Linked DNA regions of Homo sapiens: region 1 is linked to region 2. The links are chromatin loops, found by intact Hi-C in ENCODE. Cell type or tissue: mesothelial cell of epicardium. All regions are shown on one strand. Links, peaks and the distances in the headings refer to the core of each region. The heading gives the core; the rest is flanking DNA.

Region 1 (5,372 bases), core at 286-5,285, 140 kb after region 2:
GAGAAGAAGAAATGGCTAACAGTGGCCTTTCTGAGGGAACACCAGCAGGACATTAAGAGAAAGCCATGTCTGAATAGCTAAGAAAGTCTTTATTGTGTTTTGTTTTTGAGACAGTCTCGTGCTGTCCCCCAGGCTGGAGTGCAACGGCATGATCTTGGCTCACTGCAACCTCCACCCCCCATTTCAAGCGATTCTCATGTCTCAGCCTCCCGAGTAGCTGGGATTACAGGCATGTGCCACCACACCCAGCTAATTTTGTATTTATAGTAGAGACGGAGTTTTGCCATGTTGGCCAGGCTGGTCTCAAACTCCTGACCTCAAATGATCCACCTGCCTCAGCCTCCCAAAGTGCTGGGATTACAGGCATGAGCCACTGCACCCAGCCTGCCAAGAAAATATTTATATTGGGCACAGTTAAATCTTAGGCACCATAGGAGCAGATTTATCTAATAAGGAGTAATGAGAGACCCAGAAAATGTAATCTCTCAATCACAGCAATGAGGGAATTATTCAGTGCTATGCTGGGCTAGTCACTCTTTCATTCATGATGCTAACTTCTTCCAGTAAGTATTTAAAATACATGCTATATATAAAACATATATTAATATGATATGTTAATATTAATTATATGTTAATGTAACATTAAGTAACAAGAAAAGGTAAAATAGGTTGGGCATGGTGGTTCATGTCTGTAATCCCAGCACTTTGGGAGGCCGAGGTGGGCGGATTGCCTGAGGTCAGGAGCTCCAGACCAGTCTGGCCAACATGGTGGAACCCCGTCTCTACTAAAAATACAAAAAAATTAGCTGGGCGTGGTGGCATGCACCTGTAATCCCAGCTACTTGGGAGGCTAAGACAGGGGAATTGCTTGAACCAGGACGGTGGAGGTTCCAGTGAGCCGAGATCGTGCCACTGCACTCCAGCCTGGGCGACAGAGCAAGACTCCACCTCAAAAAAAAAAAAAAAAAGGTAAAATAAAAACAATGGCAGGAAAGTCAGATGAAGCTGAAGTCAGGGCTTATGTCCAAACATTTAGGCCCTGAGTACAAACGTCTTCATTTGCCCCCTGGACTCTCAGGAGCCCCTACAGTTTTCCCTCTGGTGGATTTTGTGCTTTGGGTGGATCCTTGACCACGTGCTGGGGATACAAGTCTGAGTAAGACATAGTCTCTGTCCTCAAAGGTCTGATGGTCCAGCAGGGGACACAAAAGGGTTAAAAACAAAACAAAAAAAAATACACAGTGAACCTATCTGTGCCCAGGGTGAGCCATCCTGCTATCTTATTTTTCCAACTGAAATTGCACAGACCTCCCAGTTCCGTATTTTCCAGCCAATTCAAGGCAGGGGAGAAAGGAGGAACAGGTGGGAGGGAGGTCTCGCCCTGGACTCTGACTCAAAGACTCTTCCCACCCTAGCCATAGCCACTAAACCCTGGATGGCTCAACATCTCTGGCCCTGCCCCCACGATCTGGGTCATAGGTGCCTGGCTGCCTCCATTCTCCCAGCCTTGAACCCTCAGCTCACAGGGCTGTGCTCCAGCTGCCCTTCCAACAGGCTGACAACCTTCAGGCCAGACGGAGAAGAGCTGGGCTTCTCCATACCACAGCAGGCAGGTGACTCACTGAGAGCCCAGACGAGACTGTATAATCCACAGTCTATTGGCCTCTCATCTTCAGGCTCACTGTCTGTGGTCACGAGATGGTCGCAATCGCTTTCAGGTTCTCATGCAGAAGTGTCCAACGAAGAAAGGTAGGGAGGGGTCAGCCAGGGCAGCCAAACAGCTCTCCTCACATTTCTCTCTTACCAGGGAGGAACACCTTCCCCGGAAGTCCTTCCAGGAGATTCCTGTCCCTGTTTGATTGAATCACATGGCCTCCCCTTATTGCAAGAGAGGCAGGGAAGGCAACAGCTGGTGTGACATGGAAAGGACCTTCTTTCAGTAGGAAAGGGACATTGACCATAGTATCCTCCATGCTTCACACCTTCTCCCATTTTCAGTGGTGGCTTAGTAGACTCAGTGTTAAGATGCCTCCCCCAAGTGACGTCTGTCACAAAGAATCACTCACGGATGATTAGGACATAAATCCCCAAGGTGGAATTATTCCATCAGCTTCTCTCAAAGCCACTCTTCCCCACTCCTAGAAGCAAAGGAAGTCAAGAGTTATTAAACATCTGCTACAAGCAAGGTATTTCTCCCGGAGCCTTCATCTGCCAACACACTTGACTCCTTATAATACTCATTCCAAGTATAAATAATCATCCTCATTCCACAAGGGGTGGGGGAGCTAGGTCTGCCTCCAGGGCTGTCTGCCACCAAAGCTCTTGCTTTCCGCCCCAGGCCATGGATTCCCAGGGAGGCCCCACTGGCTGCCTCCCATATGACACCATTGATCTCGGGCAGGAGCAGACAAGTGAAAGAGGCTCATTCTCTGCCCCCACCCCCGCTGTGGTTGAAGAAGCTACTCCAAGCAGAAGGTTGTGTATTACTAGTTTGTGTGTCACACAGGAGAGGGGTCAGGGGCTTGGGAGCAAGGTCCCACCATCTCTGTCTGCAGCTTGATCACCCATTGACCTCATGGTCCCCTGGTGGGTGGTGTGGAGTACACATTTGGAGAGAGGACCCCACAGGGGGCTTCCAGAGCCCTGAACTGACCCAATGAGTCCACTGCAGGGAGAGGCCAAAAGGACCTCTTCAGGAGAGAGCCTGAGGCTGCAGGCACTTCTTCGGTCAGTATTCACATGTGCTTAGGGCCACACAGGGAACTGTGGGGGCACCTGGGAGAGCCCTCATCCTAGGCTGGATGACTGGAAGACTGGAATCCCATGGGAATTCATGGCAAGGGGAGGGCCCTCTGTGCAGCTGGATGGGCAGGGAAGACTTCTTGAGGAAGGAGAGGTATGGCTGAAGTTTTAACCTAGTACAGCTAAGTGGAAAGGCAACTCAATCAAAAAAGAGAAAATGGAAGTACAGAAGAACAGCCTGGAGGTCAGAGAAGGACAGCAAGGAGACCCATCTGTCCAGAGCCAGAAATGCCATACGGTGGCCAGTGGTTGTCTGGGTGTGGGAGGTGAGTTGAGTTTCTGAGACAAAGACTGAAGCTTCTTATGAATGAAAACTATGCCTCACCGATTCCCAGCAGTCAGCGTGATGCCTGGCATGGAGAAGGTGCTCGATAAATAACTATTTATGGAATGAGGGAATAAATGAATGTTTGAGTCCATCCTGTCCCACCAAAGTGCCCCTGCAAACCTGGCATAGCCTGGCCTGCCTTCCTTCTCCCAAGGATCACAGAGGCCATGTGCTCAAGATACATCCCAAACCCAATTTGTTATTCCTGATTTGTTTTTCTCTTGAAAGTTTCCTAGATGGAACCCTCTTAATTAGAAACCAAAAGGTATGGCTCATTCCCAGCCTTAAAACTGTTTCCTTCCCCATCCTAGTAAAGATTGTGCAGAGAGGTCTATGGGAAGTTGCACTTGGAAGGCCTTGAGCCAGGCTGTTCCCATTCTTTAGTGCTGACTTATATCCAGCTGGTCTGAGACACAGAATGCTAGGGGAATAGATGGGGCCTTGCAGACTACCAGATTCAACTCCCTTTTTCTACTTTTGACAAAGCCAAGCCCCAGAGATGTCAGCCACCTGCCCACAGTTGAGCAGCAAATGAAGACCAGAACCCCGGTCCCAGCCCAGTGCTGCCCCACTGCCCTGTGTTGTCCCTCCCAGAACACCTGGCACTGCTTTTGGGCTACTGCACACCACAGCCCCTTGGACAGCACACTTAACCATCTGGCATTGCCTCCCCAGGGGCCCATGAGCTGGAGCAGATGCAACTCATCCTGGAGACCATCCCTGTAATCCGGGAGGAAGACAAGGACGAGCTGCTCAGGGTGATGCCTTCCTTTGTCAGCAGCACCTGGGAGGTGAAGAGGCCTCTGCGCAAGCTGCTCCCTGAAGTGAACAGTGAAGGTACCTGAGCCTGGCAGCCAGGCCAAGTGTCCTGGGAGGATGAGCTAGGCTCCACCTTGCGGGGTAGGGGGCAGGCAGGTCTCCTTCCAAAAGGGCAAAGCATGGTCCTTGGATATAAAAGTCAAGGCTCCCCTGCCAGTGGGCCTTTGCCCTAACTACTTCCAAGCTGTGGATGCTGGGCCTCAGGAGTCCATTAGGGGCAGTCATTAGTGTTCTACCCTTGTTTCTGCTGCCTTTTGCTTCTCATCTTCCTTGCTCACCTTCCTCCCTCTCTTTCCTTCATCCTCCCTCACATTTTTGTCCTGGAAGGCTTGGTGTGCTGCAAAGAACAGGAGCTTCCTCAGCCTGAGGGCAAGACCCAGGTCCCATTCCACCAGTGATGAGCTGTGTGGCCTCAGGCAAGGACCGCCCTTCACTCCTCAGGCTTACTCCCTCTACTGTATATTCAAGGCTCAGCAGGCCTGGGAAGAGGCCAAAGGCTCTAGCTGCCTCTAGCTCTCAGAGGCTCAGGAGACCCAGTCTCGGTGACAGCATCCCTCAGCAGCCGAAACGTCCATCTTGTGACAGGTGCAGAACAAGGGAGGCAGGCCCCAAGACCACACTGGGGGCATTAATTCTGAGCTCCATTTATTACAGGACAGAAATAGACCAAAGGTGATGAATCTGATGACAAAAACTCAGGTGCGGCACAGGTGAAAGGCGGGCTCTGGATGAAGCAGGGTTGAGGGGCTCAGTGTCCTGCCCACCTGCCTCTCAATCTCCAGACATGCTCCTGAGAACCCTTCCAGAACCCCTGGGGCTCTGAGCAGCTCAGTTTGGAATCCACTGGGCCAGAGGAAGGTGACAAGATTGTACAGAAGCTTCATTATCTAAGAAATGACTTAAAAACATCCGGGGAGGGTGAGCCTAGGGAGGAGGAGTTTCTGAGGGGCGGTGGCTTAGGAGTTAAGGTGAAGCTTGTACAGTAGCAGATAACCCTGAAATCTCCGTGGCTTAACCCACTTACAGTTTATTCATTGTTTACTTCACTTCCAGGCAGAGTTGGGAGCATGGATGGGCAGGGGAGGATGAGTGGCTGTGCCCGGGACCCAGGCCATCAGGTCTGCCATCTTCAGCAGGTGGCTTTCAAGGTCACCTTGGGCATTCCCTTCCAGCCAAAGCCAGGGGAAGAGAGAGCAGAGACTCTTGCAGGAGGTTTTTCTGGGTCAGGCCTGGAAGTGGGGTACACACAGCACTTCCACCCCCATTCCATCAGCCCCAGGCACACAGCCATTTCTCACTGCAGGAGGGGCTTGGAAAGGCAGGTCAGAAGGGTGCCAGGATGGATGTCACATGGGACATGACTGCTGCCTTGAAACAGAAGAGGGGAAATCGTGGGACAGAGAGGACATGCTGCTTTGGGGAA
Region 2 (5,372 bases), core at 266-5,265:
GGGGCTTACCCAGGGAAGTCTCCCAGGTACCCTCAGGATGGTGCCAGTGCTGGGCATTATGGAGTCAGTAGGGCTGTCCAAAATAGGTGAGACCCACTCCATGCCCATCACAGTTGCACACCAGGTGTGCATGAAGAAAATGGAGAAGAGGGTGACAGTGGGCTAATTGTTGGCTAGGGACAAGTGCAAAGGGTGTTAGAAGGGGAGTGAGTTCTCATCCATTCCTGGCCCATCTTAAAAGAAAGCAACAGTGATGGATTTTACTTGTGGTACTACTCACTTCAATTTGGTGATGAAAATTTGATTTGTGGTTTCCTCTCACAGGGCTCTTCATCACACAGTAATTGATACATCTCCAAGAAGCTCTTGAGGAAATCTATTCCAACAGGTCCCATCAGCACCCAGGGAGCCTAGCAGGGATCTCAGCAGGCTCCACCTCCCCTGTCATCCCCCTTCCTCCTTCAGTCTGTGGGGTTTCATCAGAAGCCTGAGTAGGCTGGAGGAGGAGGAGGCAGGGGTCACACCAAAGGGATTGAAGACCAGTGTTGGCAAACGGTCTGTTCTCAGTAGTAGGGGCATCAAGCAATAGGTCACCTTTGTTGAGGTGGCTTTGCTGCTCAAAACCAACACAGTAGATGTGGGAATGGGCTGCAGGATTGGGAGCCAGCGGCTGCCTCAGGTGAGAAGGGTGAGAAGGGCAGGTAAGAGCAGGAAGTAATGGGTGTGACCAAGGGCAAAGTTTGCCCTGATCAGGGGAAGACATATGGCCTGAATACCTCCCCAAAGGCTGCCCCACACCTTTTGCTAATGACATGCCCATGCTCTTACTAGGTGGTTGCTAAAAATGTTTGTACAAATGCCCAAGGGGACTTCCATCAACCTATGGCTGGCTAAGGCCAAGCTGCTTTTTTCCTGCTTCCATCTGCTGTTTGTTTCTGAGCGAAGCTTGCCCTACAGTGGGAACCATCCTAGACGTCTGTTCCTTGAGTCACTTAAGGGTGTTCTGCCTTCTCTCTTTCATGGTGTTTACTGTTGGCCCTGCTCCGTGGAACAGCACTAGAATATAAACTGCCATATTCTCTAATAATGTCAATTGTGTGAGTCTCGCCTCCTCCGATACTAGTAAATCTTAGGGCAGAAACTTAAATCGATTACAGAACTTCTTTTATACCCCTCCTTTGCTCCCTGCTCTGCCTGGCATCAGGTAGTAGCTGGATGATATACTGAGATGCCTGAATTTCCCTTGGAAACCCAAACACATCTGCCTTTCCATTGTCCATCAATACTGCTCCTGGGGCCTTCCACCTTCTGCTTACCCAGTAGCACAGCTTGATGCCTGTATTCATCCTCACTCTGTGAGCACTGAAGGAGGAGGAGTTTGCATGTTCATCCTGGGCACTCTCAACATCCTAAAATGCACGAGTGCTTTTGCTTAAAAAGCAAGGCAGCAAGATGTATTCACTATCTGTGGCTGTAGCAAACCACCCCATGATTCAGAAGCTTAAAACGGCAAAGGTTTATTTGCTTACAGATCCTTTGTGTCAGGCATTTGGAAGCTGCTTAGCTGAGTGGTTCTAGTTCAGGGACTCTCATGAGGCTGCAGTCATGGTGTTGGTGAGGGCCACAGACATCTGGAAGCTTGTCTTGGGCTGAAGGATCAGCTTCCAAGGTCACTCATGTGGCTGGAGGCGTTGGTTCCTCTCTGCAGGTCTTTCCATAGGGGCTTATCACACGGCAGCTGCCTCCCTCCAGGGCACACACGTGATCCAAGAGAGCAACCGAGCAGTTACGGTACCTCTACAACCTGGACTCTGAAATGGCATGGTCATTGCCCTTTTCTTTCTCTTCATTAGAAGTGAGCCACTGAGTCCAGCCCACATTCAGATGAAGGGGAATTATGCTCAACTTTGTGAAGAGAGTGTCAAATAATTTTTGAACATATTTTAAACCATCACACAAAGCAGGTGAGCAGAAGAGTTGAGTTCATCCTTTGCCAGTAACTTATTTTCCCATGTGGGTGGCTTGGGAGCTGCTCTGGGGAACTCCATGCACCTGTGGGTAGAATGTGGTGAAGGGTTGAGATCCAAGAGTTAGTCTGACAACAGTTACTGGGATACGTGACATGTCCTAGGAGTTTGGGGACCTAGGAAAGTTACATGTAAATTTTTACTGTCACAGAGCTCACAGGCAAATGAAACTTTTAATAATAAGCACCATACAATTATCATTGTCCTTTTGAAAGCATTATCTATTGATGAGACTTCTGCTATTTCTAGAATTATGAAGAATAGGGCAGCTTAAAAAGAGGTGGGCTTATCTGCTGGAGGGTTAGAGCCCTTTCCTTCCACTGGGCCTCAGATTTCTCATATGTAAAGTGGAGAGGGACCCATTCAGTGGGTCTGTACCCTGGCTGCTTGTTGGAGCAACTCAGGGAACTTAAACAAAATACTCTAGAAGTTCTGATTCACTCAGTCTGGGATGAAGTCTGGCTACAGGATCTCCTCAGATGAGAACCACTGGGCTGGCTGATTATGAAGATCTTACAGACTCTGACACTCAGTGGCTCCTAGTGGCAAGCTCTCCTGTTCTGTGGTACAGCGAGGATGCTCAGGTGCGGGTGCCCTTACTGAGAAAGCTAAATCCTGACTCTACCACCTATCCCCACCCTAGTCACACAGAGTGGCCTAAGAAAGTGCAGGGCTACCTTGTGAATTAATGAGCTCCCTGATGTTAGAATGGCTCAGCCTGGGACCATATCACAGAGATGTTATGGTTGTTGCACCAAGAATTCCTGCACTGGGCAGGTGGGTAGACTAGGCCAGTGGTTCTCAAACTGTAGTCTGCAGAGCAGCATCAGTAGCCGCACCTAGAAGTTTTTTAGCAAGGCTCATTCTGTTATAGAATTCCTTTGGTGCTGCTTCACCAGCCAGAAATCTCTACAGCTGCTGCTGCCTCTGCCTGGGGCCTCACTCCAGCCCACTGGGCTCACTCCACCTGCTTGGCCTGGCAGACTGTGCTTGGCTTGTGCCCTGGCCCAGATCCCATGCCCGCTACAGTTCTGTGCTCAGCTCCTAGCTGGATTGAGCATGACACGAGCAGCTTCCATGTTGGGCACCAGTGTCTAGATGAGGGGAACGCAGTGATGCCCCAAAACTCAGAGATGCCAGCAATCATGGAGCCCCAAGGGGTGTTACAGCTCTTGCTCAGAAAGTCCCAAGGTCTGAGTCTGCAAGAAAAGTCACAGCTCTTTATTCTTGTAGCTCAGTGAGTGGAGGCATATTACAGCTCTCTTTCTACCATAGTCTGGTGAGTGAGAGCATGTCACAGCTCTTTTCGTTCCTGCTGCCCACAGCTCATTGAGTTCTGGGTTCATGTCCTGTGACCAAGAGGAATGAGGTGCATGGACACTAGGGAGTGAGTAAGGGAGAGAAGAATTTTATTGATCAACAGAAGGAAAGCTCTCAACTGAAAGAGGGGACCCTGAAAGCAGGTTCTGTCTGTGAGGCTGAGTTTGGGGGTTTTATGGGCCTAGAATGAGAGAATGTGTGTTTATTGGTCCATGGGTGGTCTTTGGAAAAAGCACCATTCGATTGGTTAAAAGGCATCATTCAGAAGGAACCAATCAGCCAGGTGCGGTGGCTCACGCCTGTAATCCTAGCACTTTGGGAGGCCAAGGTGAGTGGATTGCCTGAGCTCAGGAGTTTGAGACCAGCCTGGGCAACATAATGAAACCCCATCTCTACTAAAAATGCAAAAAATTAGCCAGGCATGGTGGTGTGCACCTGTAGTCCCAGCTACTTGGGAAGCTGAGGCATAAAAATTGTTTGAGCCCAGGAGGTGGAGGTTGCAGTGAGCTGAGATTGCGCCACTGCACTCCAGCCTGGGCAACAGAGCAAGACTCTGTCTCCAAAAAACAAAAAACAGGAAACAAGGAACCAATTGATAGAGAGGGAGGGTAAGATGGGGATAGAAGTTATCACTAGTCATGGACTCTATGTGGAACTGGCAGCTCAGTTTTCAGGCTTTAAACTGTCTTTGGATTGTAGGTCGGGTTTCACTGGGGACCCGTTCCTGTCTGCCTAGGAATTTGTCTCCTGTTGCTATCAATTCTCCCTTCTCTTCACACTGAATCAGAATTTCTGGATCTCTGGGGCTGGACCCTAACAACCTGGGTTTTACAAACCTTGCAGGTGATCTTGATGCATTTAAAGCTAGAGACACACTGTACTAGAGGACTTCTCAAAGTCCCTCTGACCCTAAGCTTTCCTCTTCACAGCAGTGAATTGGGGGCATAAATGTCTGTCTTTAGGCACAAATGCTTCAGGGCATATTGAGGATTGAGTAAGATCCTGTTCATCATAATTGCTATGCTTTCACTGAAGAGTGCCTGAAGTCTTCTTGCTCCTTGAGGACTGATGCTTGCTGGGAGTTCAACTGGGAGAGATTTCTGGATAAAAACCAATGTGTTTATCGTCCTTAAGCATCTAAATACCGTTTGCTACTTTACAGCATGTCTTAGCTGCTGCTTGCTACAGCCAGGGAGTCTGTCCAAGCCCTTTATGTCTCTTCTCTATTAAAGAAGAATCACACAGACCTATGGGATGTTCTGGGGTTATGGTGGAGGAATCAAATCAGAGAGTGCAAATCCTAATTTCCCATCCACTTCGTGTACCCCTGGCAGTGACCGAACATGAGGCTGGATGAACTGCGGAACTAAGCCTCTAGGGCATGTCTCATGTTCTTAAAAAAAAAGCCAAAAACAAAAACAACAGATCCTCTTTTTATAACTTTAGCAGTGCAGCCTCCTGAAATTGAAGATAGTGAAAATATGAGAGAGTATTTGAACTCTGCATGATGTATGAATTGTGTATTGTTCCCTAGCTATAGACTGTGTCCCCAACTCTTGCTAGCCACCTTGCAGTGTTTGTCCTTGTGGCACATGTTACAAACCCAGGTAATAATAAGCCTTAGTTAAGCACTAGTTCTCTCTACCGCCTATGACAGAAGAATCTTGACTGTACTTGTCAGTTGGAGTCATCTATTCCTTGTATTTATCTTTAATAATCACTGAAGGAGTTCATTTAATTCAGGAGCTTACAAGGATAACAAAAGAATTGGATGACAATGACTAGCATGAAACCAAGAGACTGACCTGCACACAAAATGCTAGTCAACATAAACTGTGAATATTGATTACAAACTACAAATATCAGTAGCGTTAACTCCGGACTCTCCTATTCAAGGAGCTGATGATACCCACAGCCTTGCATAACTGAAGGAAATGGCTTTGTTTGGTTCCTGTATAAATGTTTCTTGTCCATCATTTGATTCTGTGTTGGAAAGGTCATTTTCCTATGTAAAAAAGAAATTGT

Evidence for each region. Peaks named below come from ENCODE experiments on the same cell type or tissue, not always from the same donor. Only the 100,000 strongest peaks of a DNase experiment are listed, where the experiment ranks them.
Region 1: it touches region 2 in a loop (10-fold over the local background); 1 of 110 quality-filtered maps calls a loop at or near these places.

What each region holds. Positions count from the first base shown.
Region 1 is chr18:50,718,133-50,723,504 of GRCh38, forward strand. MAPK4 (mitogen-activated protein kinase 4) reads left to right here. Exons shown (of 6, transcript NM_002747.4): 4 at 3,806-3,967. Among named protein-coding and RNA genes, the nearest start is that of MRO, 99 kb to the right of the region's middle. RefSeq lists enhancers at 3,344-3,844, 3,845-4,345. In mesothelial cell of epicardium, for the core only: no CTCF peak of the experiment used is centred there; a DNase peak (open chromatin) is centred at 2,356.
Region 2 is chr18:50,579,682-50,585,053 of GRCh38, forward strand. All of the region lies in intron 1 of MAPK4 (mitogen-activated protein kinase 4), which reads left to right. Among named protein-coding and RNA genes, the nearest start is that of MAPK4, 22 kb to the left of the region's middle. In mesothelial cell of epicardium, for the core only: no CTCF peak of the experiment used is centred there; no DNase peak of the experiment used is centred there.